2 separate regions of the Homo sapiens genome follow, and region 2 is linked to region 1. Evidence: chromatin loops called from intact Hi-C (ENCODE). Cell type or tissue: prostate gland. All regions are shown on one strand. Links, peaks and the distances in the headings refer to the core of each region. The heading gives the core; the rest is flanking DNA.

Region 1 (7,913 bases), core at 1,149-6,148:
ATTGCTTGAGCCTCTTAGCTACCCAGGAGGCTGAGGTGGGAGGATTGCTTGAGCCTCTTAGCTACCCAGGAGGCTGAGGTGGGAGGATTGCTTGAGCCTGGGAGGTCAAAGCTGCAGTGAGCCATGACTGCATTACTGTGCTCCAGCCTGGATGACAGAATGAAACCCTGTCTCAAAAAAAAAAAATCATTTTACTGTCCTAAAAATAGCCTGTGCTCCACCCATTCGTCCCTCCCTGCCCCCAACAACCCCTGGCAACCATTGCTCTTTGTATTGTCTTTATAGTTTTGCCTGGAATGTCATGTAGTTGGCTTCATATAGCCTGTGGCCATTCCAGATTGGCTTCTTTTAATTAGTAATAGACGTTGAAGACTCCTCCAGGTCTTTTCACAGCTTGATGACTCATTGTTTCTATTGTTGAATAGTATCCCACTGTATGACGCACCACGGTTTTTTGATCCATTCACCTTTTGGAGGACACCTTCGTAATTTCGACTTTTGGCAATTGTAAGTGAAGTTGCTATAAACATTCATTTCAGGTTTTTGCATGGACATGTTTCCAACTCATCTGGAATAATTCCTAGGGGTGTGGGTGCTGGATCCTATGGTAAGAGTGTGTTTAGCATTGTAAGAAACTGACAAACTGTCTTTCAAATTGGCTGCACTATTTTACATCCCCACCAGCAATTAATGAGAGTTCCTGTTGCTCTTCATCCTTACTAACATTTGATATTGTCAAATTTAAAGTTTAGCCATTCTAATAGGCATGCAGTGGTATCTCATTGTTGTTTTATTTTATTTTATTTTTTTGAGACAGAGTATTGCTCTGTTTCCCAGGTTGGAGTGCAGTGGCATGATCTTGGCCCACTGCAACCTCCACCTCCGGGGTTCAAGTGATTCTCCTGCCTCAGCCTCCCAAGTAGCTGGGATTACAGGTGGGAGGCCACCACGCACAGCTAATTTTTGTATTTTTAGTGGAGATGGAGTTACACCATGTTGGCCAGGCTGATCTCGAACTCCTGGCCTCAAGTGATCCACCCGCCTTGGCTTCCCAAAGTGCTGGGATTACAGGTGTGAGCCACAGCACCCGGCCTGTTGTTTTGATTTTCAATTACTTAATTATGTATGATGCTGAGTATCTTTTCATATGTTTATTTGCCATGTGTATATCTTCATTTGTGAGGTTCAGATCTGTTGCCCATTTCAAAATTGGGTTGTTTGTGTTCTTACGGTTACATTTTAAGAGTTCTTTGTATATTTTGGATACAATCTTTTATAAGGTATGTGTTTTGCCAGTTCTTTTCCAGTATGTGGCTTATCTTTTCATTCTCTTAACAATGTCTTTCATGGAGCAGAAATATTTAATTTTAATGAAGTCCAACTTATCATATTTTTCTTTTATGGCTTATGCCTTTGGTGTTGTATCTAAAAACTCGTCTCCAAATCAAAAGTCACTAAAATATTCTTCTATGTAATCTTGGGGGAGTTTTATTGTTTTGCATTTCACATACAGGTCTATGATCTATTTTACACTTATTATAGCTGAAAGGCCAAGAAGCAGTCAGGTCTATGATCCATTTTATTTATTTATTTATTTTTGAGACAGAGTCTGGCCCTGTTGCCCAGGCTGGAGAGCAGTGGCATGATCTTGGCTCACTGCAACCTCTGCCACCCAGGCTCAAGCGATTCATGTGTCTCAGCCTCCCGAATAGCTGGGATTACAGGTGTGTGCCACCACACCCGGCTAATTTTTGTCTTGTTAGTAGAGATGGGTCTCACCATGTTGCCCAGGCTGGGCTTAAACTCCTGCCCTCAAGAGATCTGCCCACCTCGGCCTTCCAAAGTACTGGGATTACAGGCGTGAGCCATGACGCCCAGCCTAAGAGGTTTTGTTTTTGTTTTTTTTTTTGTTTTAGAAATAATTCACAGGTGGGGATAACTTCATTTCAAAAATAAAAATATCAGCTTTATGATATTCCAAAACATGGTTTTGTTCTCTAGATTATACAAATCAGGCAGCTCTAAGGCAGTTCTGAGCCTAAATATCAGCAGAAGGCACAGAACGGAAGGCATAGACTCTGTTCGAAGTGTCTGGTAATTTCCCTTCACTGGGAGCCTATTTGAATTCAAATTATGCACAATAAGTGTCAAGTCTTCCCCCATTTATCTGAGTAACTTAAAAATCCTGTGCAGTGAAACAAGATCTCTGTACATCAAAGTCCCCTTAACCATGTGAATCTTCTCACGTTCTCATGGGAGGAAGTGCCAAGTTGACTGATAAGATGACTTTCTGCTTGCTCCAGAAAGAAAGGCTCCTCCACTCCCAGAAGACGCAGCGTGGGCCTTTGTCTCTTCCCTTCTCCCGCCACCGGCTCGGATCCGCCTTCTCCCTGGGAAACCATCATGGCACTCAGCACTTTGCTGTCTGCCGAGTGGGTCACCTCCTGAGACGTGCCACTGACAGGGCAGTACACCATTAAGAGGGGTGACTCATTCTCAGGGGTCCGGTACTGAGTCTTCTGTCAATACATTCAAACAAAAGGCGTTATAAAACCAACTGAAAACAAGAAATTCTAGAATGTGCCCTTTCCAACTTGACCCACGCATGCTGGTTCAGGGAGCACTTCAAGTCCTCTGAGCTCTAAAAATAAGCCTCAGTGAGTGTCCATGAGCCTGGGGGTGTAAGACCAAGACCCTGGCTCCTTGGGATCACGGTGGATGGGAGTATAACTGGAGATGCATTGGCCCCAGGCGGCCCACCAGAAGCAGGGTGGACAGATAGCTGGGTGGAGCTGGGGCAGGGCCACCACCCTCCTGGCCAGGCTGGGGCTGGGCACTGGGAATCTAAGTCATGGTATTCCCAGCCCAGCTTTAATTCGAGGACCCCGCGTGCATTTCCAGCCTCTCCGGGTTTGTTTGCTCATCCTTGATAAGTCACAGTTCTTGCTCTGCTGACCTACCTGCCATAAAGAGTTATGAGGCCAAAAGAAAATAAATGAAAGCTCTCTGAACACTGGTGACGTGCTTCCTACCTGTGAAATGCTCTTACTGTGAATCTTTGCAGAGCTGGGAAATCATTTTCTGGGCCCAGCTCTTACTGTCGAAGTACAAACAACCTGAGAAACACTGCAGACCCGCAATCCTGCCAGCTGAGCCCAGGCCTGCAGATACACACCCTGCAGAGCGCAACCCTCCGGCCCTGGGCGCCTCCCAGCCAGGGCGCGGCTGCCCTCTGCTGCCTCCTGCTGGCCGAGTGTGAGCAGCCCCTCAGCGCAGACTTTCCTTCCAGTCTGGCAGGTTTAGCCCCAGCGGGAGGCGGCATCACCCCAGTTCCTACAAACGACCTCGGGAATGGAAAGCGCACCCGGGCCGAGGCCCGCGCTCCTGCCCGTGCTGACCATGTGGACACCCAGGGACTTGGGGCAGGGCGCGGAGGCTGCCTGGATGTGTGGCGCAGGCGCCTGCGTGGAAACACCAAGTCCAGAAACCCTGGCTCTGGCGTGGGCCGCAGCAGGTGTCTGTGTCCCCCCCAGCAGGTGTCCGTCCCTCCCCAGCAGGTGTCTGTCCCTCCTCAGCAGGTGTCTGTCCCTCCCCAGCAGGTGTCTGTGTCCCCCCAGCAGGTGTCCGTCCCTCCCCAGCAGGTGTCCGTCCCTCCCCAGCAGGTGTCCATCCCTCCCCAGCAGGTGTCTGTCCCTCCCCAGCAGGTGTCTGTCCCTCCCCAGCAGGTGTCTGTGTTCCCCCAGCAGGTGTCCGTCCCTCCCCAGCAGGTGTCTGTCCCTCTCCAGCAGGTGTCTGTCCCTCCCCAGCAGGTGTCTGTGTCCCCCCAGCAGGTGTCCGTCCCTCCCCAGCAGGTGTCTGTCCCTCCCCAGCAGGTGTCTGTCCCTCTCCAGCAGGTGTCTGTGTCCCCCCCAGCAGGTGTCCGTCCCTCCCTAGCAGGTGTCTGTCCCTCCCCAGCAGGTGTCTGTCCCTCTCCAGCAGGTGTCTGTCCCTCCCCAGCAGGTATCTGTGTCCCCCCAGCAGGTGTCCGTCCCTCCCCAGCAGGTGTCTGTCCCTCCCCAGCAGGTGTCTGTCCCTCTCCAGCAGGTGTCCGTGTCCCCCCAGCAGGTGTCCGTCCCTCCCCAGCAGGTGTCCGTCCCTCCCCAGCAGGTGTCCGTCCCTCTCCAGCAGGTGTCCGTCCCTCCCCAGGAGGTGTCCGTCCCTCTCCAGCAGGTGTCCGTCCCTCCCCAGCAGGTGTCTGTCCCTCCCCAGCAGGTGTCCGTGTCCCCCCAGCAGGTGTCCGTCCCTCCCCAGCAGGTGTCCGTCCCTCCCCAGCAGGTGTCTGTCCCTCTCCAGCAGGTGTCTGTCCCTCCCCAGCAGGTGTCTGTGTCCCCCCCAGCAGGTGTCCGTCCCTCCCCAGCAGGTGTCTGTCCCTCCCCAGCAGGTGTCTGTCCCTCTCCAGCAGGTGTCTGTGTCCCCCCCCCAGCAGGTGTCCGTCCCTCCCCAGCAGGTGTCTGTGTCCCCCCAGCAGGTGTCTGTCCCTCCCCAGCAGGTGTCTGTGCCCCCCCAGCAGGTGTCTGTCCCTCCCCAGCAGGTGTCTGTCCCTCCCCAGCAGGTGTCTGTGCCCCCCCAGCAGGTGTCTGTGCCTCCCTCCCAAGGCAGGTGTCTGTCCCTCTCCAGCAGGTGTCTGTGCCCCCCCAGCAGGTGTCTGTCCCTCCCCAGCAGGTGTCTGTGCCCCCCCAGCAGGTGTCTGTGACTCCCTCCCAAGGCAGGTGTCTGTGACCCCAGAGCAAGTGGCCAGTGCCTTTCCTGGCAGGCCTCACCAGGAATTCTTCTGTCCCTTTGAGCTTCTCCGTAGGAAGCCAGTGGCACTGCCTGACCTCTTTTCTGCCAGTACCACTGTTTCCTAAGGTGAGTGCCCTGGGGTGAGTTTTTCTGGGGTGAGATCTCCTAGCGTAGGTGCCTCTGGGGTGAGCATTCCTGGGATGAGTTCTCCTTGGGTCAACGCTTCTGAGGTGAATGCTCCTGGGGTGGGTGCCCCTGGTCCAGGAGCCCAGTGTTTGCCACACACTTCCTCACCCCTTGGAGAAGGCTCTGAAGAAGCTGGGCGTTCAGTAGGAGAGACATGGGTGAACCAGGGAAGGGACAGGGAACCCAGCAGGTACATCACAGCCGGGTGAGCATGGTCACACTACACACACCACAAAACAACATAGACACCCCACACAACACACAACACGCCACACACACCACAAAACCACACACACACCCCACACAACACACACACATGCCACACACACCACAAAACCACACACACACCCCACACAACACACACACATGCCACACACACCACAAAACCACACACACACCCCACACAACACACACACACGCCACACACACCACAAAACCACACACACACACCCCACACAACACACACACCCCCACACAACACACACACACGCCACACACACCACAAAACCACACACACACACCACACAACACACACACGCCACACACACCACAAAACCACACACACACCACACAACACACACCACAAAACCACACACACAACACACACACACACACGCCACACACACCACAAAACCACACACACACCACAAACACACACACACACGCCACATACACCACACGACCACACACATCACACACCACACACCACAAAGACCACACGCAAAACACAACCACACATACACCACAAAACCTCACACACAAAAACACAACCACATACACTCACCACACACACATCACCGCATACACCACACACACACCAAAGCACACACCACATGCACCACACACCACACACATACCACATACTACACACACGGCACACACACACACAAAACCACACACAAAACACAAACACACACATACCACATTCCCACCATACATCACACACACACCACACAAGCACACATCACATGCACCACACTCCACACACACCACACACACATTACATATGCCACACACACCCACATTTCACACGCCATGCACACCACAAAACCACACAGAAAACACAAACACACATACACCATAAAACCACACACACAAAACCCACCATACACACTACACATGCACCACACACACAGATGCACACCACACATCACATAGCACATACACACCCCACACATCACAGCCCTCCCACATACACACACCACACATACTGAAAACTATACACACACACACACTACACACACACGGCACACATCACACTCCCCACCACACACTGCACGTGTGCACACACACACACTCACATACACCACAACACTCAAAGGCGTGGGCTGGTGCCAATGTGCCAACCCCACAGGTGCCTGCCCCCTGGGATGAGTGTGCCCTGGAAGGAGGCGGTCAGGGAGATATGGGTGGGCACCCCTGCGACTCTGCACAGTGTTTGGGGCTGCCAGGGGCTGGCGGGGGAATGGGGAGCAGGATCCTGGCTGGGCCCTCCAGCCCCCCACTGACTTTTCAGGCCATCTTGGCCATTTCTAGCAGGGTCCATGTGGCGTGGCTACAGGTTTTGGGCCACTCACCATGCCGGGCATGGCCAACTCACTGCCCTCCAGCCTCAGGGAATGCTCCAAGAAGTGGTCTGCAGGGAGCCCTCGTTTTTCCTGTCATCAGACCAGACAGATGTAGCCCGTGTGGTACTTGGTGTGCATGGTGCTTGGTGAGTGTGGTATTTGGTGAGCATGGTACTTGGTGTGCATAGTACTTGGTGAGCCTGGTACTTGGCATGCATGGTACTTGGTGAGTGTGGTACTTGGTGAGCCTGGTACTTGGTGTGCATAGTACTTGGTGAATATGATACTTGGTGTGCATGGTATTTGGTGAGAGTGATACTTTGTGTGCATGGTACTTGGTGAGTGTGATACTTGGTGTGCCTGGTACTTGGTGAGTATGGTACTTGGTGTGCATGGCACTTGGTGAACATGGTACTTGGTGTGCATGGTATTTGGTGAGTGTGGTACTTGGTGAGCATGGTACTTGGTGAGTGTGGTACTTGGTGTGCATGGCACTTGGTGAGCATGGTACTTGGTAAGCGTGGTACTTGGTGTGCCTGGTACTTGGCATGCGTGGTACTTGGTGTGCAGCCACCTCGGGGAGTAGCCTTGCACCCACTCCACAGGGACAGGCCTCTCTTCTGCCAGCCTTGGACTGGGCTGGATGTGGAGGAAGTCTGCTGTATCTTACAGCAACGATTCTTCCCATTGAGGGGAGAGGCCATTTCTCTTACTGTCTCCTGTCTCCAAAGAAAAGGAGGAAGTTAGAACTGAAAAATAACAGACTGATCAGCGCCACTGGCCAGGCCTGAAGGTTAAAGATCAACCCTCACCCTAAATCACTTGTGCTATCTATAGATCACAGACAATGGCATGGAGAAATGCTCGCCTTGCTTACCCCCACCTAGTCACGTACCCCATGCTTGCTCAATCTATCATGACCCTGTCACGTGGACCCCTTAGAGTTATAAGCCCTTAAAAGGGCCAGGAACTCTTTCTTTGGAGCTCAGTTCTTGAGACGCAAGTCTGCCGATGCTCCTGGCTGAATAAAGCCACTTCCTTCTTTAACCCGGTGTCTGAGGGGTTTTGTCTACGGCTCGTCCTGCTACACCACGATGTCCAGTGTCGGGGGGGGCATTGATTTCTCTGTTCTCTGGTGGATGTGGAGCTGTGTGAGGGTGGAGACCCCTTCCTACCATGGTGGTCTCCAGTCCTAAGCCCAGGGCTCAAAGCATGGTGTGGAGGAGGTGATGTTTGATATGGGGCAAGTGTCCCTGGTCATTCAGTCTCAGGATGTTTCCCCCCACCCTGTAACCAGGAAGCTCCCCAGTGCTTTAGAAGGTGGCTGCAAAGTTGCCCAGGGCAGGGCCGGCCTCTGCTCCACCAGAGCAGGGCTCAAGGAGGGAGAAGAGGAGCCTG
Region 2 (7,913 bases), core at 1,163-6,162, 140 kb before region 1:
CTTGTGACTGAGGGTGTGGTCGTGTTGTTGGTTCCATATCACAATCCTTTTTTGATAACCTCATTCCTCTATCGTTTCCAACCCAAATACAAAATTTTCATGGGAAGGAGAGATTTGCTAAGGATCCGACAATAATAACCGCACAGGCAATCTTAGGCATCTTTGCTCCTGGAAAGGCCGTTGGCCTCTACCCCACTGTGCATGCATCCCCCTTCCTGCTCCCTCCCACCTCACTTCCTTCTCACCTCTCTCTAAGACCACCCTCTAAAACTCCAAATATTCTGGGTTATATAGAGGAGTGTTTTGTGAAATGTGGTCCACACACCCCAGGTGTTCACGTTAGGTTGGGAGGGGAGGTTTGCTTGGTAACCGAAGATGCCTAGACCTCAGCAAAGACCCACGGTCATGATGTGAATATCCGCTGGGATCGTTATAAAAATAAACATTTGTCTTATATTTTTATTAGATTATTTGAACGAACCCTTTCATAGAACGATGAAAATGATGCTAAGGGCTGGGCGTGGTGGCTCATGCCTGTAATCCCAGCACTTTGGGAGGCCGAGGCGGGCAGATCACCTGAGGTCGGGAGTTCAGGACCAGCCTGGCCAACACAGCAAAACCCTGACTCTATTAAAAATACAAATATTAGCTGGGCGTGGTGGCGGGTGCCTGTAATCCCAGCTACTCGGGAGGCTGAGGCAGGAGAATCGCTTGAACCCGGGAGACAGAGGTTGCAGTGAACCAAGATCGCGCCATTGCACTCCAGCCTGGGCAACAACAGAGTGAGACATTGTCTCAAAAAAAAAAAAAAAAGAACAAAAGAAAATGCTGTTAAGATTTTTTAAATCTCCTTAAACTCATCAGAGAAGTGATGAGACGGCAAGGACTTACTAGGCCAAAAATCTAAATCGAAGCAGGAACAAGATGGGTGGGCTGAAGACGGCAGCTCTTTTTACTACGGGGGCATTCACCTGCCCCAGTGTACTTAAGCATAGTTCTTAATGGTCTTTCAGGGCAAGAGGCACAAGAGTAAAACGCCAAGCCAGTGGGGAGTGTCGGAGGAAGCCCTCTCTCCATAAAACTGAGAACCCCAAAGGCTACACCCCGAGGGTAAGGGTGAATCAGAGGTAACACCCCCCAACCCCACATCATCAAGGGATGGCAAGACAAGCGGGGCAGGGGCAGGAGAAAACCCTTTTCAGAGAAGACAGAGGCATGAGCCAGCCACGTCCAAAGCTGCATCACACGGGTGACCTGGATCACACCCATGACCGAGAACTCTTTAAGCCTGTAATTTAATGTAATTAATGTAAAGTGGTCCCAGATTACCACGGCCCCTGGGCGCCTGGAAGAAGCAAATGCCAGCCTCTTTAGAGGGACAGCTTCGTGCAGGGCTCACAGGACACCTACAAGCAATTTTTCAAGGACAGCTGAAAACAATCATGACACAGAAAATAAGGTATTATGGGAGTGAATCAGATAAGAAGAAAAACAGGAGAAGAAATAGGAGGGGGTGGGTGGGAAGGAAAAGACAGACAGACCTAGAAAGACTTCAGATATTCAAACTACCAGACAAAGATATTAAAACTATGCACACTATGATTAGAGACATGAAAAGCAAGACGAAATTTTCTGGGGAAAGACAGGAACTGTATAAAATAGACTAGCATATTTGAAAAGCAACTCAATAGAATTTCTGGAAATGAAAAAATATAATAATCAAAATTAAAAACCAGGTTTAACAACAAATTAGCCACAGCCAAAGAAAGAATTAGTGAACCATAAAACAGGTAGAAGAACCCAGAAGCAACCCAGAGATACAAAAAATTAAAAATCAGAAAGAGAGGTTAAGAGAGATGGAGAACAGAGTAAAAAAAAAAAAAAGTTTAATATATGTTCAATTAGTGTTCCAGAAGAGATCAGACAGGAAATAGCCAGAAGCAATATCTGAAGAGGTAACAGTTGAGTCTTTGATGTACTGGTAAAAGAAATGGGCTGGGTGCGGTGGCTCATGCCTGTAATCCCAGCACTTGGGAGGCTGAGGTGTGCGGATCATGAGATCAGGAGTTCGAGACCAGCCTGGCCAACATGGTGAAACCCTGTCTCTACTAAAAATACAAAACTTGGACCAGGCATGGTGGCTCACGCCTGTAATCCCAGCACTTTGGGAGGCCGAGGCGGGTGGATCAGAAGGTCAGGAGTTCAAGACCAGCCTGGCCAACGTACTAAAAATACAAAAATTAGCTGGGCGTGCTGGTGATCCCCCATAGAATCTTCTAGAGACGCAAACCCCATGGCACCGCCTCTGCTGGTAAACCTCCAGTGGTGTCTCATTATCCTCTGGTTTAGTCCAAAATGCTTCCCAAGGCCCACAGGGCCCCCCGAGACAGCATTTGCTGATTCTGCTCCACAGAAAATGAACGGGTTTCACTTTCTCAAACCCTCCTATTTTTCCGTAGACTCCGGACCCTGGAGCATGTTCCTCACGGGAAGAAGAACGGTCTCCCTCCTGCGTTCCGGACTCAGCGTCGCCTCCTTGGGGATCCTTGAGGGGATGGGCAGTGACTCAGTGGATGAAGCCGCACTTCGTTGCATTCAGTTTCAGAAAACACGGCACTGTTTCTGGATCAGGCTCTTCAAGGGACACGCACTCCCCAAGCCGCATGACCAGAGTATCCACAGAGGCGAGTGAGTCTCCACCTGGCCCTGCTGCCCCTTCTGGCTAGTCCCTGCCCTTACTCTCCCAGAGGCACCCATTTTTTCTGATGATTTTCCCCATAGATTAGTTGAGGGGAGCTTCGCATCCATGCAATCCGTGTGCTGTTCTGTGGAAGGTTTCCAAATTGCCACGCGCATCAGTGGCGTGCTCTTATTTATTGCTGGAGATTGTTCTCTTGTACAAATTTGCCACGGTGTATGTATCTATTCTCCTGTTGAAGGACACCCGTCTGCTTTCCAGTTTGGGGCTATTACAAATAAAACGGCTGTAAACGTCTTCTTGCGCACAGCCTCCTGTCACGGGCACGCTCTTGCGACTTTCAGGTCTCCCAACCGTGGACAGCAGAGGGCGTCGGCGAGCCAGCGAGCGGAAGCCAAGCGTCCAGAGCGCCAGGCTGTCTCGGAAGAGGAAGCTCAGTGACCACCTTCTCAGGAATAGATCCAGGAAGAAAGGCGTCAGCATATTCCAGATATTAAGGAACTTTGTTCGATACGACAATTTCTTTTTAGAGACAGGGTCTCCATATGTTGCCCAGGCTGGTCTTGAACCCCTAAGCTCCGGTCCTCCAGCCACGGCCTCCCAAAGTGCTGGGATCACAGGTATGCACCACCATGACTGGCAGACAGTTCATTTTTTTGAGGTGGAATCTCGAACTGTTGCCCAGGCTGGAGTGCAGTGGCTTGATCTTGGCTCACTGCAACGTCCGCCTCCCGGGTTCAAGGGATTCTCCTGCCTCAGCCTCCCGAGTAGCTGGGATTACAGGTCCCTGCCACCATGCCCAGCTAATTTTTTGTATTTTTAGTAGAGACAGGGTTTCACCATGTTGGCCAGGCTAGTCTTGAACTCCTGACCTCGTGACCCACCCACCTCGGCCTCCCAAAGTGCTGGGATCACAGGTGTAAGTCACCGCGCCTGGCCAACAGATCTTAATTATCAGGGAGCTGGTTATTGCAGGAATCATGACCAGTGGCCCAAGTGTGGTAGGTTTCATCACCAGCAGGGAGGCCCCACATGCGGGATGTGGTGAGTGACAGGGCAGGGGAGCAGCAGGGGAGGCCCTCACGCCCTGCAGGCCTCACTGCTGCTGCCCATGGGGCCACACTCAGAAAACGCCGTGCTGCTGGGCTCCCGCGGCGTCTCTCACAGGATGCAACCCAGATGCTGCGGCGCAGAGATCCTCTGACACGTTCTTCCTGGTCCACTCTGCGGGGGACGTCCTTGGACCACCAGCACCGCCCCTTAGCGTTCCTACAGCCTCCGGATCTCACCCGGGCCTTGGGTCCTGGGTGTGGCTGTGTCCCTCCCAAGTGTCCTCTGCTGGAAGCCACTTTCGACGCTAAAATGGAAAGCAGAGTGGTGGGCAGGAGGGCATCAGATGCCGACAGACTGGTTCCAGCAAGAGTGGAGTGACTTGGTTCACAGTGCGGCTTCCAGAGTCATCGAAACCTTGTTTAAAATGCAGAGTCCGGCCCCCTCCCCAGTAATCCTGAGGTCTGGGCTGGGACCTGGGAATTGGTCATTTGAACTCGCTGACCAGGCCACATGCAGCAGGTTAGGAAGCTGCAGGTCTGAGCGCCTGATGAGTGTGGGTTGGAGAGGGCAGGTGTGGGGTCCTGAGCGACCAAAGGGACCCACAGGGGACGGGGAGCAGGCAAGGAGTGCCACGTGGGTTGGCCAGCCTGTTCCCACCAAGGCCAGCGCCCGGCACTCACTGTCATAGTGCCAGACACACTGCCCTTTGTTCTGGATCCCCCTCCACCAACACCTCTTCCACCCACCCCACCCTCTCCCCGGTGATGAGCACGTGCTAGGCTCACACGTGCTGTGTGGAGACATCTCTCCTCCCAGCCCTCCCAGGCCCCGAGCCTCAAGCTCTCCTGCAGCCGCCCCTGTGCACCTGGGCGTCTCTCTGCAATGCCTGCCTCTCCCGCACCTGGACCCACACCACACAGCAGCCGTGCAGCCTGTGCCCACAGCACTGCCATGGCATCCATCAGAGAGAGGAGGCCCAATGGGATAGATTGAGGAGGGCCAAGTGTGACACCTTAATGACATGTTCATTTCTGGCAGCAGCAGCATCTCAAAGTGCCCTGTAAATGTGGGCATCAAACCCGAGGCAGGACAGGTAGTCAAGGAAGTGACCAGGTCCTCGGGGCATGGCGACCATGGTGACCGTACGGTCGACACAGCAAGCCTCAGCATTGGCAGTGTAATGGAGCTCATTTGAGCACAGCTATCTTCAGTAGGGACCTTCCCCTCTGGAGAGCACGCGCACTGTGAGCTTACCTGTCCTCACACCGACCCTGGCGTTGAAGACGCTAGTGAGACAGGCGACGTATGAACAAGCGTGGACGGGTACTGCGCGTGCGCACCTGGAGGAGCACCCGGAACAAGCTTCCCAGCAACGCCTCTCGCACCTCCTCATGCGTAATCATGGAAGACTCCCATAGAGGGAATCTCCCTCCTTCCAGTCTTTGCCGTCTCATCCTCATGAGCAGCCGACCCCGAATCCTCTCTTTCAGAGTGTACTGCCCATTCTGCACCAAACTTTTCTCATATTATTTTTCTTTTGCACTAAATCACTATACATGCCGCCTCCTTTGCTGTGTGTCTCTTGCTTAAACTCCCTTAAACTAAGAAGACAAGAACTGAGATCTCACAGCAACCATCAACTAAACTACCCATCAAGTTGGCCCCCAAAGCTGCTGAGCCCTGAGAGAAGCCTCAGGGGAGCACGATGAAGTCTGTCCTGTGAAGACACGAGTCCCTTAGAGAACGCGCACACCCGGCAGATCAGTGGTAACAAGGGAGCAGGTGCTCAGTGAGTCTCTAGGCAATGACCGCTGCAGCATCTGGAGGAGAGTGTGAGCCCGAGGTCTGGGCCAGGCTTGGGAGGACTCAGGAGGCAGAGAGAAGAGCCAGGGCACTGGGGCCAGGCTTGGAGACGAGAAGAGCAGGAAGAGCTCGGCAGAAGAGGGCTGCCTAAGAGAAGAGCTCGGCAGAAGAGGGCTGCCTAAGAGACACAGGTGGAGGTTGAGCTCCTGGGTTTTTACCCAGAGGAACTGGAAACGTGTCCACACAAAACCTGCGCGTGGATGTTTACAGCAACTTTGTTCATACTCACCAAAACTTGGAAGCTGCTGGGATGTCCTTCAGCAGGTGAGTGGAACCATCAGTTGTGATTCATCCCATCAAGTGTGGTTCAGGGTTAGAAAGAAATGAGCTATCAAGCCAGGAAAAGACATGAAGGACCCTTAAATGTACATTACTCTGTGAAAGAAGTCAATCTAAAAGGCTACACACTGTATGATCCCAACTCTTTGACATTCCAGAAGAGGCAAAACTATGGAGACAGTAAAAAGATGAGTGGTTGCCAGGGGACAGGGGAGGGAGGGAGGGAGGAACAGGCAGAGGATAGAGGACTTGGGGCAGTGAAAGTGCTCTGCGTGTTACTGTCGTGGGGGATACATGTCATTACACATCCGTCGAAACCCATAGAATGTCCAACACCAAGAGTGGACCCTAACGTGGACTCTGGATGATAGCGATGATGGCAGAGGCGGCCCATCTGGAGCGGTGGCTGCCATCATGCTGGGTACAGTGGGGAGGTGTGGCTGGGGCTGCATATGGGCTGCACACTCCACAGAGCCGGCGGGAGCCAGGGACAAGTGGGATCCCTGCCCCTTCTGAGTTGATCCCTGCCCCTTCTGAGCAGGAGCTCTGTAGGTGCAGCCACAGCCAGCCAAGTTGTGGCTGCAGACCGGAGCCTGCCACTACAAGGAGCAGACAAGAGCCCTGCCCACCCCCATCAGGCACAGCTGCAGCTGCCCAAGTCATGGCTGCAGACCTGGGCCTCCCTGTGTTCTTAGGGGGACTGGAGCAGGCAGGAGCCCCGCCCTCCCAGGCTCAGCTGCAGCCACCCAAGTCACAGTTGTAGACCTGGGCCTCCTACTCCATGGAGAAGGCAGGAGCCCTGCGGCCCCCACCCTCCAGGCGCAGTTGCAGCCGCCCAAACTGTGGCTGTGGACCCAGGCATCCCTGCACTCTTGGGGGCCCAGGAAGGCATCCCCCTGCCCTCACAGGCTCAGAAGTGCCTGCTCCCACTGCCTGGCTTCTCCCTGCTTTCAGTGTTCACTCCAATCTCAGAGCAAAATTGGGGCCAAGCCCGGGTGCTGTCACAGCCCGGTTGGGTGTGCATGCACGTGGAGCACTGCTGACATGCCAACCCCCTGCTGCCTGGCCCCCTCCAGACTTTGGGCATTGACGAGCTTGGGAGGGAAGCCGATGGGGTCTGAGGGCAGGTCTGTGCTGGCCTGCAGGCAGCCCTTGGCACCTACAGCCTGGACACTATGAACAGCAGCAGGAGGCAGACAGGCTCCCGGATGGAAGGGGGTGGGTCCCTGGTGAGAGCCCACCTTTAGGCCAGGGAGGGCCTGAAGGCTAGGGGCAGGGCTGCCAATCCTGCAGACCAGAGAGGGGACTTGTGGTGCCTTTTCCAGGCCTGCCCATGGCCGCCCATGGACCAATTGGTACGCACTTCCTCCCCTCTGAGGCCCATAAAAGCCTGGGCTTAGCCAGAGCTGAGCAGACGTTGGGATGAGCAGTTACAGAGAGGAGCTACTCACTCCAGGGCCTCCTGTGAGCTATTCTGTCACTAAATGAAGCTCCTCTTCACCTTGCTCACCCTCCATTTGTTCACATACCTCATTCTTCCTGGACACAGGACAAGAACTCAAGACCTGCTGAATGGCAGAGCTGAAAGAGTAGTAACACAAACAGGGCTGAAACACACCCCTTGCTCTCCATGTTGCAGGTGAAGAGAAGGAGAAAAGAGCTGTGGCCCTTCAGGGAGCCCAGTCCTCGAAGCTCCCTGAGCCAGGGCTGTAACTCCCTCTTTGGGGCCCTGTGGTTCCTGGAGTCTCCAAGCTTCCAGCACCACTGCATTTCCCAGTGGCAGCCTTGGAAGCTGCTTGCAGTGCACCTGGTCCAGCCACAGCCTCACAGAGAGCCAGCGCCCAGGCCAGAGCCAGGCTGAAGAGAGAGGATTGGTTGAGGCCAGGAGTTCAAGATCACTCCGGGCGACATGATGAGACCCCATGCCTACGCACACACAAAAATAATAAATTAAAGTTTATTAAAAAAAAAAAAGAAAAAAAGCAGGTGAGGCCTAGTCACAAATACAGATGAGAGCCCA

What was found. A loop is a pair of places that touch in the nucleus more often than their neighbours do. Peaks named below come from ENCODE experiments on the same cell type or tissue, not always from the same donor. Only the 100,000 strongest peaks of a DNase experiment are listed, where the experiment ranks them.
Region 2: a loop joins it to region 1, with 8 times the contacts of the local background. A loop is called at or near these places in 102 of 110 quality-filtered maps.

The regions. Positions count from the first base shown.
Region 1 is chr10:131,880,863-131,888,775 of GRCh38, reverse strand. No RefSeq gene overlaps it. Among named protein-coding and RNA genes, the nearest start is that of PPP2R2D, 16 kb to the left of the region's middle. In prostate gland, for the core only: a CTCF peak has its summit at 3,257 (motif pointing left); a DNase peak (open chromatin) is centred at 3,235; H3K27ac peaks cover 981 bases.
Region 2 is chr10:132,018,395-132,026,307 of GRCh38, reverse strand. No RefSeq gene overlaps it. Among named protein-coding and RNA genes, the nearest start is that of BNIP3, 40 kb to the right of the region's middle. RefSeq lists an enhancer at 6,183-6,854. In prostate gland, for the core only: a CTCF peak has its summit at 3,060 (motif pointing right); a DNase peak (open chromatin) is centred at 3,067; H3K4me3 peaks cover 824 bases.